Linked DNA regions of Homo sapiens: region 2 is linked to region 1. A link is a contact called in ENCODE Hi-C or POLR2A ChIA-PET data. All regions are on one chromosome and are shown on one strand. The core of a region is the stretch at or near the end of the contact, and the rest is flanking DNA. Distances in the headings are between cores, read along the strand shown. Region 1 holds the start of EEF1A1-AS1 (EEF1A1 antisense RNA 1). Region 2 overlaps CD109 (CD109 molecule).

The links. Hi-C counts contacts between places; a loop is a spot of excess contacts on that map. ChIA-PET counts read pairs that join two places held with the same protein, here RNA polymerase II (POLR2A). Pooled maps may share reads with other maps.
Region 2: a map of PC-9 shows a loop between it and region 1 (5-fold over the local background). The contact joins the enhancer-like site here to the promoter of EEF1A1-AS1 in region 1. A Hi-C loop is called at or near these places in 1 of 168 maps with a recorded cell type or tissue (PC-9), 2 of 37 single-sample maps with no recorded cell type and 12 of 50 pooled maps. POLR2A ChIA-PET finds 5 or more read pairs at or near these places in 12 of 52 experiments (BJ, GM12878, H1 and 8 more).

What each region holds. Positions count from the first base shown.
Region 1 is chr6:73,522,165-73,526,719 of GRCh38, reverse strand. EEF1A1-AS1 (EEF1A1 antisense RNA 1) reads right to left here and starts at 3,109. Exons shown (of 5, transcript NR_187283.1): 1 at 2,885-3,109; 2 at 2,174-2,264; 3 at 678-834. RefSeq lists silencers at 2,864-3,043, 3,084-3,223.
Region 2 is chr6:73,708,696-73,713,250 of GRCh38, reverse strand. All of the region lies in intron 2 of CD109 (CD109 molecule), which reads right to left. Among named protein-coding and RNA genes, the nearest start is that of CD109, 15 kb to the right of the region's middle. Within about 2 kb of position 2,595, at least 4 of the 41 ENCODE cell types and tissues checked have a DNase peak (open chromatin) inside an H3K27ac peak, as active enhancers do.

The DNA.
Region 1 (4,555 bases), core at 1,860-4,359:
ACGTCTGTAATCTTTGGTAGGCTGAGGTGGGTGGATCACCTGAGGTCAGGAGTTCGAGACCACCCTGGCCAACATGGCTAAGCCCTGTCTCTATTAAAAATACAAAAATTAGCCAGGTGTGGTGGCACATGTCTGTAGTCACAGCTACTCGGGAGACTGAGGCAGGAGAATCGCTTGAACCCGGGAGGCGGAGGTTGCAGTGAGCTGAGATCATGACACTGCACTCCAGCCTGGGTGACAGAGTGAGACTCCATCTCAAACAAACAAAGAAAAAAATGAATTAGGCATGGTGGTGTATGCCTGCAATCCCAGCTACATGGAAGTCTCAGGCGGGTGAATCACTTGAACCCGGGAGGCGGAGGTTGTAGTGAGCCAAGATCATGCCACTGTATTCTAGCCTGGGTGACAGAATAAGACTCCGTCTCAAAACAAAACAAAACAAAGCAAAACACCAAAAATCTTCCCATTGGCACATAAATTCCACATGGCAGATGCTGCCAATAATCTAACCATTGATGACCTGTGTGTGTATAGTCTTTGCACCTCCTACAGGAAAAGCCAATTTTAACCTTCTATGAGTGTCTCCATTGCTTCATAATCTTTATGAAGTTGCATGCCTTTGCAGCTTCTCAGAGTGTATTTTCATTTCTAATGTAGCAATAAAATAATATACTTACTAAAAAAAATAGCAAGGGAAGAAAATCATTTCCTTCATACCAAGTAAGAGAGCACTTATCATGGTAGGCACTGGCTTTGCAATTATGAGACCAGTAGTAGAAATAGCTTTAGTTTCCTCAATTTTCCTGGAGTATTCTTCAGACTTTCTTTACACTGCTAAAATGAGAGTAACATTTCATTGTATAACCTCTGTACAATTTCTTACCATGTACATGTATTACCTACGTAAAAATGCTTACAATTACAAAGATACCAATGAGTTTATTTTCTCTACTGACTCAAGTTGGTGTCACAGGCATACCAATTAAGGACAGGCATTCTCCAAAAAGCATGTAGAAACACTGTCTTTTGTACTAATAAAGAGCCCCCATGTCTTTTCATGTCATTGCATATTAGAATTGTGACATAGGTGTTAAGTAGGAACAAAGAGGCAACCCATTTCACAGATGTACTCAGAACTGCTGGGCTGTCATAGGTCTAAGCAGAAGAGCGAGGACTAAATCCCTAATTTTCTGACACCGATGCCACTGATATTTTCATTATATCAGGCTGCCTCGACCTGCTGGTAAGGGTTAGGACTAGCTCTCTGACAGATTACCCTGGTTCCAATCCTGCTCTGCTGGGCCCTAAGGTACCATGAAAAAAGATCACCAAGCTGTATTAGGTGAAAAAAGCAAGGTGGCATATTGTATTTTACCATTTTGTGCAAAAAAAGGTAAAACTTTAAAAAAGAATATATGTCTATATGTGCTTATTACGCATAAACTGCCTGTTGCCCATTGCTGCTCCATCTATACAATGTGGGTGGTAGGATTACAATAAATATTGCAAATATTAGAACAGTGCCTGTCACACTAAAGTGTCATTTTATTTGGATTCTCGGCTGGGCGTGGTGGCTCATGCCTGTAATCCTAGCACTTTGGGAGGCCGAGTTGGGCAGATCACGAGGTCAGGAGATCAAGACCGTCCTGGCTAACATGGTGAAACCCCCATCTCTACTAAAAAAAATACAAAAAATTAGCTGGGTGTGGTGGCCGGCGCCTGTAGTCCCAGCTACTCGGGAGGCTGAGGCAGAATGGCATGAACCCGGGAGGCGGAGCTTGCAGTGAGCCGAGATCGTGCCACTGCACTCCAGCCTGGGTGACAGAGTGAGACTCCATCTCAAAAAAAAAAAAAAAAAAAAAAATTGGATTCTCAGTCCAAATAGTTCCTTGGCTTAATCATATTCTAAAATACCCCTTTAAAAAAAAAAATATATATATATATATATATAGTTTTTTCTGAGATGCAGTCTCACTTTGTTACCCAGGCTGGAGTGCAGTGGCACGATTTCTGCTCACTGCAACCTCCTCCTCCCGGGTTCAAGCAATTCTCCTGCCTCAGCCTCCCAAGTAGCTGTGATTATAGGTGCACACCACCAAGCCTGGCTAATTTTTATATCTTTAGTAGAGACGGGAGTCTCACCATGTTGGCCAGGCTGGTCTCGAACTCTTACCTCAGGTGATCCGCCTGACTCGGCCTCCCAAAGTGCTGGGATTACAGGCGTGAGCCACCGCACCGGGCCATCATCTTTTCTTCAGAGGTAGCTACAGCAGATGAAAAGATTTAAAAATCATTTTCACGTGGCAAGCCATGGTAAAATGTAACTATTTAAGGCTGCTTTAAATTAGACTAATAGCAGAGTGGTCAGACTATACTGAAAGCTTGGTGAATCACAATTAAGTACCTCAAAGAACTATTCTTGTTTGCCTTATTCCTATGTAAATAACTGAAATCTTTGTTTTTCTTCCTAAAAGGGGTCATGTTGATTTTTACTTACAATGTATTTTAAGTTTGTCACTCTAAATGGTTATGAGCAAGTTTAAGAAAAATCTTCAGCAAATACTACCTTAGATTATGACCCCAAAACACATTTACGAGCCTCAACATCGTTACTGTTACCGCTTTAACATTTAAGGCAGTAAAAAGCATACTGGATCTCTGTAAAGGCGTAGGGGTGCGGGGAATCCGTTATGATTATGTTGAAAACATAGGGTCTGGGGAAAAAGGGATTTAAAATAAGAAGAAAAAGAAGACTTGGGACTTAAAAAGTCTTTTAGAGGCCAGCTCACGGTGACAAAAACCGACCCTCACCCCGAGCCACGTGAGGTTTTCTGCTTCCTCCCAGGCCCTTCCTTCCGCAGTCAGAAGGCGGAAGAAAAGTTACCTCAAGGTGGGGCGAGTGGCAGGGCGGACCCTGGCGACCTGACGCTGCGGAGGCTCGAGCGGCGTATCCATACCACCCAGCTGTTCGCCGCGGGAACCCGCCGGCCCGCAGGTGACCCAGCGCTGGAAAAACGCCAGCGACGTGGCCTGGCGAGCTGGCGCGGGGCAAGGACCACCCGCGCCCGCCTTGCCGCCCCAGCCTCCCTCCCTAGGAAGCAGGGTGCGCCCCGGTGCGCGCGGGGCTTCCCCGGACCGGCGTTCCAGTCCCTCTCCGGCTTCCGGCCCACCCCGGCCCCACTGAGAGCAGAAATGTGATCTCTGCCCTGAGAAAATGCTCGTGGCCAGTGACTACCCCTAACGCACAATAATATGGCTCCGATGGGCTCAAAGGTATTGGTTTTTTGTTTTGTTTTGAGACAAGGTCTCACTCGGTCGCCCAGGCTGGAGTGCAATTGCGTGATCTTGACTCACTGCAACCTCCGCTTCCCGGGCTCAAGCGATTCTCCTGCCTCAGCCTCCCAAGTAGCTGGGATTACAGGCATGCGCCACCACGCCCGGCTAATTTTGTATTTTCAGTAGACAGGGTTTCACCATGTTGGCCAGGCTGGTCTCGAACTCCTGGCCTCAAATTATACGTCCGCCTCGGCCTCCCAAGGTGCTGGTATTATAGGCGTGAGCCACCGCGCCCGGTCCAGTGTTGGTTCTTAAACGCGAGAATTGAGATCTCCCTTCACCTAATGAAAGTCTCGGCCACTATCGCAACATTCAGAACACCCAGTCTGTGTTGCACAATATGTTACTTAGGTATAAATCAAGGATTCATGTAATTTTGTCATTCCTTGCGTGATATTTTAAAAAACATTCTGTGTAAGGTATTTATAAAGCGTTTACTATTATCCGCAATCACAGGGGCTTGAGGAAAAACTTTGACTGTGGCCGGGCACCGTGGCTCACGCCTGTAATCCCAGCACTTTGGGAGACCGAGCCGGGTGGATCACTTGAGGTCAGCAGTTCGAGACCAGCCTGGCCAACATGGTGAAACCCCCGTCTCTTCTAAAAATACAAAAATTTGTGGGGCGCGCTTGTAGTCCCAGCTACTTGGGAGGCTGAGGCAGGAGGAATCGCTTGAACTCGGGAGGCAGAGCTTGCAGTGAGCCGAGATCGCGCCACTGCACTCCAGCCTGGGCAACAGAGTAGAACTCCGTCTCAAAAAAAAAAAAAAAAAAGAAAGAAAGAAAAAAAAGTGGACTGTGAAAACTGAAAGGACTAGAAAAACTACACTACAAAGATACAGAAACCAAGAAAGCACCATAGCGTTTGCCTTCAACTGCTTCCCAACTTGTTTTCCTCTTCCAATTTGATTGTGGTTTCCTCTCCAGAAGGAACTCCACAGTACTTAGCGTTGGCCACATAGTAGGTTCTCAAATACTTGTTAATAAATAAGTTTGTTCGAGAAGCTGGGCAATGATATTCTACAGCTGGAAGAAGAAACATAATGATCTAGTAATTAGCTCATTAAAAATAAACGTTCTTCTTTCCTCAGAGGAGCATTTCCCAAGGCCTGCCTTGATAGCCATCCAAAAAGGCCAAGCTCATCCAATCTTGCCCTAGATTTATGCTAAAATGCAGTTACAATCGATAGGATGACAGAAAACGACAGCACTTATTTAAA
Region 2 (4,555 bases), core at 1,346-3,845, 190 kb before region 1:
AGTACTTGACATTTTTTTCTGCTGATCTTCCCTTTAAATTTACAAATACAGCTTGGAATTTCCTAGGCACTTATGAAGTCCTAGCATAGGACTTATTTGAAAGTTCTATTCATTTAGCAATAATTTACACAACCAAAACATAAAATCGGGGGCAGCGGGGAGGAGAGTGGGGGCAGCATAGATGAGAGAGGAATAATAATCTCTTTCTCTGCTGTTGCTAGGTTGAGAATTAAATAGATAGTATTTGCAAACTGTTGTGAACATTTTTCTCCCTTTTGGCGAGGCTCCATTCAGACACGGGAAATGGTCACCACCTCTTGAAACCCAGTATGGCACTCTTTTAAATCACTAACTAAAGACACACTCTGTTATGTAAGGTTCTTCTTAGTGTTTTTATAGATAACTTTATAAAACTCCAATCATTTCTGTGTATAACCAGAGACAATCAATCTGAAAACCCTTTCAGATGCTTTCTCCTTCCCAGGGCTGCTTAAGCAACTCAGAAGAAACCTTGTTTGAAGGCTTCGCATTTGGCACAGCCTGAGAACTGGCCATTTGATTTACAAATAGAGTCAAAGCTATTTTTAAATTGTGTAATAAGCATACACAAAAACTAACCTTTCCTTAACTTTTTAAACATACTCTGTAATACCATTATATGCTGCCTCTTCTGACATCTGTCCTCACCAAATAACTTTGGAAAATCATTGAAGGGAAGGAGTAGTGTGTAACCGGAAATCCAACTAGGTACAGAAATACTCTCTATGAAAAAAAAAGTGGATTTTCCACTAGATATATATATATGCCTGACTTAGTGTTTGCTGCTTAATTATTTTTGGCAGCCTTTTGCTACTCAGTCTTATGCAATAATAAATTTATTATCACTTTTTTAGCTGAAAATTTTGATCTCTTTATCAAGTTACTAAATTTTTTTCCTCATTCTTCAGCAGTTTCTTTGATCAACAGATAAGGTAAGAAATAAGGGTTTTCCCCCCACAAATTCATGGAAAACAAAACTTTAAAATACAATTTTTTTTTTTTTGAGACGGAGTCTCGCTTCGTTGCCCAGGCTGGAGTGCAGTGGCATGATCTCGGCTCACTACAACCTCCGCTTTCCAGGTTCAAGCAATCCTCCTGCCTCAGCCCCCCAGTAGCTGGGATTAGAGGCATGCGCCACCATACCCGGCTAATTTTTGTATAAAATACAATATTTTTTAGAGAGTGAAATAATAGACATTGGAGATTCATATGGCAGGGAGGTAAGGGATAAGAAATGACTTAATGGATACAACATACACTATTTGGCTGATGTTTATACTAAAAGCCCAGACTCCACCACTACCCAAAATATCCATGTAAGAAAACTGCACATGTACCCCCTAAATCTATAAAAATAAAATATTTTAAAAACTTAGGCCGGGCGCGGTGGCTCACGCCTGTAATCCCAGCACTTTGGGAGGCCGAGGCGGGCGGATCACGAGGTCAAGAGATCGAGACCATCCCGGCTAAAACGGTGAAACCCCGTCTCTACTAAAAATACAAAAAAAAAATTAGCCGGGCGTAGTGGCGGGCGCCTGTAGTCCCAGCTACTTGGGAGGCTGAGGCAGGAGAATGGCGTGAACCCGGGAGGCGGAGCTTGCAGTGAGCCGAGATCCCGCCACTGCACTCCAGCCTGGGCGACAGAGCGAGACTCCGTCTCAAAAAAAAAAAAAAAAACTTAAAGTACGATTTTAAAAATACAATGTTTCTGCTTCACAGTTTAATGTCACTTTAAGGCAAAAAAACTATTGGGTAAATTCAGTCTACACAGAAAACACAAGTATTCTGAGCAGAACAAAACCAAACAAAAAATCTCCTTTGGTCCCTTACATACTCCTTTTATATTTTTCTCTCTTATTTCCCTTTGCTTACAAATATCTTAATAAATTTGAGTTTCATAAACAAAGTTTTGTTCCATTGTCTAAAAAAAAGCAGGTTAAACACAAACATTGAGTAAAAAAAAAAGCAGGTCAAACACAAACCTACTAAAAGTAAAATAAATAAAATGGTACACTATAAAGCAAATGTTAGGTTAAGTACAAATGAAAAACCCAGAGTCAAGCAAGGTTCTTGGCTGCTAAATGTACAGGGCATTTTTAATGGCAGGGTCAGCAATCCACAGCCTACAGATCCAGTCTGGCCCACGCCTGTTTTTTGTACAGTTCATGAACTAAGAATGGGTTTGCATTTCTAAATAGCTGGGGGGAATATCAAAAGAAGAAGAATATTTCATGATAAGTAAAAATTATATGAACTCAAAATTTCAGCATCCATAAATAAAGTTCTGCTGGTACACAACCATGCTCTTTTGTTTATGAACCGTCTACAGCTGCTTCCGAGCTATAAAGGCAGAGTTGAGCAGCTGTAATAAAGACCTGAAGGTTGGCAAAACCTACATGCTTAACATCTGGCCCTTTACAGAAATTTTGCCGACCCCTGTGGCTCTCTTTAGGGAGATTTTCTTCTTCCTCAAGGGATAAGGGATAAGGGTGAAGATCTACCTAAGCCAAAATGAGTCATCAGCAGGGAGACTTGGACTCATGCCACAGGCTTGTGGTCAGGCATCAGTATTAATATCTGATACTGAGAAACACCAGGTACAACATAGTTAACATTCCCTCGGTGTCTTCTATGTACCAAGCATTGTGATAAATGTTTTAAAGATGTGCACTAAAAAAAAAATAGAAAAAATTGGGCAGTATGGCCATTTTCAAGATATTGATTCTTCCTACCCATGAGCATGGAATGTTCTTCCATTTGTTTGTGTCCTCCTTTATTTCGTTGAGCAGTGGTTTGTAGTTCTCCTTGAAGAGGTCCTTCACATCCCTTGTAAGTTGGATTCCTAGGTATTTTATTCTCTTTGAAGCAATTGTGAATGGGAGTTCACTCATGATTTGGCTCTCTGTTTGTCTGTTATTGGTGTATAAGAATGCTGGTGATTTTTGCACATTGATTTTGTATCCTGAGACTTTGCTGAAGTTGCTTATCAGCTTAAGGAGATTTTGGGCTGAGACAATGGGGTTTTCTAGATATACAATCATGTCATCTACAAACAGGGACAATTTGACTTCCTCTTTTCCTAATTGAATACCTTTTATTTCTTTCTCCTGCCTGATTGCCCTAGCCAGAACCTCCAACACTATGTTGAATAGGAGTGGTGAGAGAGGACATCCCTGTCTTGTGCCAGTTTTCAAAGGGAATGCTTCCAGTTTTTGCCCATTCAGTATGATATTGGCTGTGGGTTTGTCATGAATAGCTCTTATTATTTTTAGATATGTCCCATCAATACCTAATTTATTGAGAGTTTTTAGCATGAAGCGCTGTTGAATTTTGTCAAAGGCCTTTTCTGCATCTGTTGAGATAATCATGTGGTTTTTGTCTTTGGTTCTGTTTATATGCTGGATTACGTTTATTGATTTTCATATGTTGAACCAGCCTTGCATCCCAGGGATGAAGCCCACTTGATCATGGTGGATAAGCTTTTTGATGTGCTGCTGGATTTGGTTTGCCGGTATTTTATTGAAGATTTTTGCATCGATGTTCATCAGGGATATTGGCCTAAAATTCTCTTTTTTTGTTGTGTCTCTGCCAGGCTTTGGTATCAGGAAAATGGCCATACTGCCCAAGGTAATTTATAGATTCAATGCCATCCCCATCAAGCTACCAATGACTTTCTTCACAGAACTGGAAAAAACTACTTTAAAGTTCATACGGAACCAAAAAACAACTCACATTGCCAAGTCAATCCTAAGCCAAAAGAACAAAGCTGGAGGCATCATGCTACCTGACTTCAAACTATACTACGAGGCTACAGTAACCAAAACAGCATGGTACTGGTACCAAAACAGAGATATAGACCAATGGAACACAATAGAGCCCTCAGAAATAATGCCACACATCTACAACTATCTGATCTTTGACAAACCTGACACAAACAAGAAATGGGGAAAGGATTCCCTATTTAATAAATGGTGCTGGGAAAACTGGCTAGCCATATGTAGAAAGCTGAAACTGGATCCCTTCCTTACACCTTATACAAAAATTAATTCAAGATGGATTAAAGACTTAAATGTTAGACCTAAAACCATAAAAACCCTAGAAGAAAACCTAGGCAATACCATTCAGGACACAGGCATGGGGAAGGACTTCATGTCTAAAACACCAAAAGCAATAGCAACAAAAGCCAAAATTGACAAATGGGATCTAATTAAACTAAAGAGCTTCTGCACAGCAAAAGAAACTACCATCAGAGTGAACAGGCAGCCTACAGAATGGGAGAACATTTTTGCAACCTACTCATCTGACAAAGGGCTAATATCCAGAATCTACAAAGAAGTCAAACAAATTTACAAGAAAAAAAACAAACAACCCCATCAACAAGTGGGCAAAGGATATGAACACACACTTCTCAAAAGAAGACATTTGTGCAGCCAAAAAACACATGGAAAAATGCTCATCATCACTGGCCATCAGAGAAATGCAAATCAAAACCACAATGAGATACCATCTCACACCA